Linked DNA regions of Mus musculus: region 2 is linked to region 1. The links are chromatin loops, found by intact Hi-C in ENCODE. Cell type or tissue: heart. All regions are shown on one strand. Each heading gives the region's core, and the rest is flanking DNA. Links, peaks and the distances in the headings are about the cores only.

Region 1 (2,914 bases), core at 118-2,617:
ATGACACAGACTAGCCCTGTTTGGGGAGCCCAGTTCTTGTCAGCAAGGCTTCTCTGAAATTCAGACCCAGATATGTTCTCTTGCCAGTCCTTTACAATATTAAAAGTTAATCATCAGAAGGTGGTAATGTATTCCATTACTGACATTCTGTATTAAAAAGATGCTACATCACAGCCTCCATCCTGCCCTGCCCCATCTAACTCTCACCCAAGCCAGTCACCAACCCCTGTGATAACCCAGAAAATGCCTCAGTGCTGGGATTTTCCACTTTCATTAGAGTGCTAGTAGTCTCTTACCATGCTTCTAAGAGCTATGGCTACTGCTTGGCTTGGTTTTGATTAATTATGCACAGTTCTTTATTTAGTTTTCAGTCAACAAACGTTTATAGAAAGCCTGTAACAGTGCTTAGTTCTGGGAACTCCAAGATAAATGAGAAATGCCACCTTTCATTAAGAATGGCACAGTCTGGGGTTGAGAGAACAGCTCAAGCTGGAACACTTGTAGCTCAGTGAAGTGGAGCGGGAGTGCAGGCCTGGGCTTGCCCCACAGCAATGCAGAAAAAAAAAAGAAAGAAGCCCTCAGTGTTCTAGGGACGATGACCATGTGCAAAGGCTGTTTTGTGACCAGCACTGGAATTCAGGTATCTCCAAATGCTTACCCATAGAGAAGGTTCAAGCTGGCTCAGAAAGTGAAAATAGTGACTAGGGGTTTACCAAGTGGGCACAGGAGGAGAGAGAGAAAGGGGTTTGTTGTTAGAGAAAACAAGAGCATTTAAAAGTGAGAAGGCACCAAGTAACCGCCAGGTCTAGCTACTGAGTTCTCGAGTGTGCTAGCATGTGATAGACAGGAGTCAAGTCAAAGGGGCCTCTGATGCCAAGCAAAGGAGTTTAGACTTGATCGTACACCCCTGAAGATAGTTTAAAGAAACCTAAGGCAATTGCTTAAGACTTGAACTGTGCAGTGAGTGAACTGTGCAGTGAGTGGAGATGAGATGTCATTTCAGAGTGCTGACTCAGGCATTAACATTTGTGTAACTCAAGCATATCTTTGCCTTGCCCTTTAGGAGAAAGGCTGATGTTACCGTGGTTGCCAAACTTAAAGCCAAACCCATCCTTATGGGAGTTCCACTGAAGGCCTCAGTCTAGCATCACACTGAGCTGCTGCCTGCTAGCCTTGAGATGTACAGGGTTCTTCTGCCCACAGGGGGCATGGGATAGCTAGGAGAGAGAATATGAGAGACAAAAGCACTTTTAAATAATGGCTCTCTAAAGTCAATCAATTCCCGATTTCCTGTCATTTTTCCATTGCTGCCTTTTTCTAAGCAAAATTTCCAAGCCATTGAACTGAATTGAAACTTATGCACAGCCGGGTGTTGAAACAATTCAGTATATTCATTCCTTCTCTCTGAATTAGAGTTCACCATAAGTGTGCTTTTCTCTCGTTCACTCTGGGCTGCCAGGACAATTTTAAAGGAGAATTTCAGCAGCTTGTGTCTCACGTACCATGTTCTCTTTGCAAACTGGAGTATCTGCGTGGGTGTGTTTAAGTTGTCTCTATACTGCTTTCTAGAAAGGTTTGAGAAGATGCACACGATGAAGAGTAGGGACCTATTACAAACCCAGATCCCCCAGTGACCTGAGTGCAGAACGTAGGCTGGTGATCAGATGGTCAATTATGTGTTTGTCAAAACACAGTGGGCTGCATTCCAGACTGCCAGCTTTGGAGGCCCAGCTTCTGCCAACCAAATGTCATCTGGGAACATGCAACACTGGGCACTGTGAAGGAGTTTGAAATAGACCATGCCACAGCCAACCTACTGCCAGTCTTATAGCACCAATATGGCATGCACAGCCGGGCCCCATGTTTCAGAGCTCAGGAATTCACTGTACTCCATTCAAGGGGTCAGATGGGTTCATGTTTTCAAAGCCTATGTTCTCTGATTTGAACACTGTGACTTGTTCCTCAGCAATTTCCAAGGGATTTTTCCAGTCACATCTCTGTGGAAACCTCTCGCTCTGTGATGCTTATGAGAGCCTTGTGAAATGTCCCAGAGGAGAGAGGGTAAAAACAAACCTGCTCTCACAATGACGGACTCTTTAAGGGATTCCAGCTCTAAGGAAATTACATTAAAGGTGCATAGCTTTTAAAATATCAGGAACCACCTTGGCAACTTATAAAAAGCAGAAGGGCTTTGCCTATTTTATAAAGTGATTTGCATATACCTGCATAAATAATGTCCCCACCTGTACTTTTATGCATTTAGGTTGAATAAATTAAATTCAGTGATCTTTAAAGTATTCTGTGTCTTTCATTGCTCAGATACCATTTTCAAGACCCTTCCTCTTCACCCCACCCCCAGCCCTGAGATTGTAGTGGCTATTTGTTTTTTAATCTTTTGGCTAATTCTGAGAACTAAAGTACACTGCACATCAGTCTACAACAACCAGAAACATTATCTTCCGCTGCTTGAATTTCTCTTTTCCTTTCGATCATTGGGCCAAGTATTACTTTTTTTTTTCCACAAGAGTAAATGGAAGAGTATACCATTAATGTGAAAGCATAGCCCAGGGAAGGATTCATACACAGTCCAGAGATATTAGCCTTATAGTATTTTCATATTAACCTTTTCTTTCCTTTCTTTCCTTCTCCTGTTCCTTGGCTCCCATGCTGTTTCTCTGTCTCTGAACACGGTCTTAGTATGTAGTACTAGGCTGCCATAATTGGATTCATCTTTGCTTGCCTTGGTCATTGATAAGTTCATTCAGAAACCGCCTGTCTACCAACTCTATCAGTTATAACCTGGGCCTTTATGCCAAAGCCTGGTCAACAGACCAGCCATAACCGCATTCATCCTACAAGATATTAAGCATGTGCCGTTGTTTGAGACTAATCATGTTTAGTGGAGTTAAAATAC
Region 2 (2,914 bases), core at 299-2,798, 100 kb before region 1:
TGTAACACTGAAAATCCCACATGAAAACAAGCTCTTCAAAGCAGCATGGTAAGCCCTACATCCAACTGATCTCCTGTAGTATTTCTTCTGGTTCTACTCAATCTGGTGGGACACCAATGGCAGAGCTTCTCTGACTGGGCACATAAGGGTGATAAGTGATGCTAGTGATAATAGTAGTTTCTGGTGTATTCGGCGTCAGACAGACATACCATGACAAAAATAGATAAACATCAACTCAGCCTTTATAACGCCAATTAGGATGATACGGTCACCCCCCTTTCAAAGAGAAGGAAACAGACTAGGAAATTCATTGAACATGTGATAGGATACTCTACTGACATGCTGTGGGACAGAAGCTACATAGCCTGTCATACATGTTTTCTTAACAGACACAACCTTGTGCCTCTGAGAGCTAAAAGCTAAGAATGTGTTCTAGATCTTGGCGGCTCCCCTTCAAACTTCAAGTTGTTCACTAGTGTTTTTCTTCTCTGGAGGCTCATTCTGCTTCCCATGCTACACAGCTCCAAACCACAGCCGGACTTTCCCCTTCCGTGTCGAGGGTTCCCAGTCTCCCGCTCAGGAGCCTTACCTACATTGGTATCTTTCTGTCTGTTTTAGGTAGTTTTCATCAGTTGATTTATAGCACAGCTTGCCTCTCCATCACTGATTTCTTTTTTTAACTTAGATTTTACCCCTCCTTTCTTTTGGCTTACCTCTGGCTGTATTATAGTGTACAGCACAGGAGTGATGCTTCGGAATCCTGGCGGTCACTGTCTAACAGAGTCCTGGATACTATACGTATTGGGTAGAACTAGACGCGATGCAGTGCTCCCTGTGTGCACCATTGAACTTGCTGTGTCTCTTTCCTCTCAGCTCTTTTCTACTGTCAGACTTGATGTAGACTTAATGATTTTGTGTCTACACAAAGGATGCAGTCATCCCAAATATCCATCCTTGATGTATCAGTTACTCTTACAACTACTTTATAGAGTATATTACTTCTCTATATAACGGCTATATTTGCTTTTTTGTTTTGCTACTTAGCAATTGGAAAACATATCAGAATGCTAAAACAATATAGTATGGAACTACCTGTTTTTACTTGAACTTACAGCACATGAATAAATAGGTGCTCATGTAGTAATAATAACCAGCATGCTTTAGCCTTCAGAGTCTGTTTTGTTCTTACGGCCGTTCTTTCTGCAGTTTTATATTCTTTACCCCAGGGCTAATGAGGCTCTTTCATTGTGACCTGCAGTATCCTGCATATTACACAGTTGAGTCCTGCCATCTAGGCTGGCTTTCTGCTTCATTTTGCTCCTGACCTGCCTCCCCCCCCCCCCAACCCCCAACACACACACACACCCCAATGCTATTCCAGGCCTGGCCTCTCATGACCAGAGACTGCTGACTCATCCTGGCCTGTGCCAAGCTGTGCAGTCGCTTAGTGATGTGGACAGGAGTCGAAGGACTAGAATGAGCTCACCGAACTCATTTCACTTGTTGCTTACGGTACAGTCCAGCATGAGCTGGAAATGTAGGAACCTCAGCCTCCCGAGCAGAAAGAGTAAGTAGATTACACACAACCCCATCGTCAAGTCCTCAACAAGCAGGGGACGGTGTTGGGTGGGGGCTTGCTTCTCATGGCTCTTGGCTATGGCTAGGGCATTCTGGGTCATCAGGAGTTTCCCTTTGTCCTCTTTTCTTCCTCTCCTCCACAGTTGCACCCTCTCCCCACCCCCACCCCCACCCCACACCCTCCCTGAACTTCCCTTCTGAAAATGTCCGGATGGTAGAGCAATGATCTGGGCAGAAATGAAATTTTGTTAATAAGCAGCCTCCGCACGAAACCCTGGAACACAGACTCTGTGAAACTGCTTAGAGTAGCCTGTATCCTGGGAACTCACGTGAACTTCCCAACAGAATTCAAGGACATGAGAAAAGCTTCCCTACCTCCCTTCTTGAGTCTCTTTTCTTTCTGTTTTAAGAGAGGTAGTTTCAGGAGACATGGCTGCATTCTGGTGTGGTGCAAAGTTTTCCGTCGGGAGACAATAATGTACATTCCTCTGGCAGGATGGGATAGTTTTTTTTTTTTTGTTTTTTTTTTTTTTTTTTTGGTGTGTGTTTCTCTTGCTGTTGTTTATTTATAAGACATTTCCTCTCAGTTAGTGGAAGTTAGATCGTAAGAGGCTCCAGTGATTTTCCTTCCACCTCCCCTCCCTAATTTCTGTGCTTCAGCACTCTGGAACACTGTGAACTCGACAGACTAATCAGAGCAGGGAGCTTAGCAGCCAGGCCTGGACACTCTCAAGAGACTGTGTGACTCTCAGCCGTCACTCCCTGGATCAGGAACCACAGTCCTGGTGAGTGGGGGGGAGCTTCCAGACTCTGATGTATCAAGGATTCTATTCTTGGTGTCTCTGAGGCAGGCAGGAAATAAAGGGTATTTTAAAAGAAAAAAAAACATTTAAAAAAGCCTGCCAAACAATCAGAGTGGTAAGGAGTTTTAGTGTGTACAGCTGAGCGCACTCTGGACAAGGGCAGAGCCTTGAGGCTCTGCTTCGAAGCAGCCTGCAGGACTAGGGTTTGTGCTGCTGCCACAGAGGGCTGTCAGCTTTGACATGCCTAGCAAACATGCTGGTGGGAGGAGGAAGGTAGGTGAGTGACTGGGGCAGGGAGGAAGAGCTCAGGGTGGTGGGAGGGGGAAGTGAAAGTGGGAATAATTATTCATTTGAAGTTTCTCTCCCTCTGCTAACTTTTGATGCATTTCTGTTCTGAGCAGTTGTGCCATGTGCACAGCTAGCTGAGCCAGATAGAAAATCTGTAGTAGATGAGCCACAAAAAGTTTGCGAGGACTCTTCCTTTAGAGATCATTTCCTTGAGGCTGCTCTGAAACGTTAGGAGCCTCTCCCCA

Evidence for each region. Peaks named below come from ENCODE experiments on the same cell type or tissue, not always from the same donor. Only the 100,000 strongest peaks of a DNase experiment are listed, where the experiment ranks them.
Region 2: it touches region 1 in a loop (4-fold over the local background); 2 of 42 quality-filtered maps call a loop at or near these places.

Annotation. Positions count from the first base shown.
Region 1 is chr16:43,465,109-43,468,022 of GRCm38, forward strand. All of the region lies in intron 5 of Zbtb20 (zinc finger and BTB domain containing 20), which reads left to right. Among named protein-coding and RNA genes, the nearest start is that of Gm15713, 46 kb to the left of the region's middle. In heart, for the core only: a CTCF peak has its summit at 1,193; a DNase peak (open chromatin) is centred at 1,773.
Region 2 is chr16:43,361,610-43,364,523 of GRCm38, forward strand. All of the region lies in intron 4 of Zbtb20 (zinc finger and BTB domain containing 20), which reads left to right. Gm9968 (predicted gene 9968) reads right to left here and starts at 2,057. Exons shown (of 2, transcript NR_167988.1): 1 at 1,954-2,057. In heart, for the core only: no CTCF peak of the experiment used is centred there; DNase peaks (open chromatin) are centred at 1,422 and 2,312; H3K4me3 peaks cover 997 bases; H3K27ac peaks cover 1,768 bases.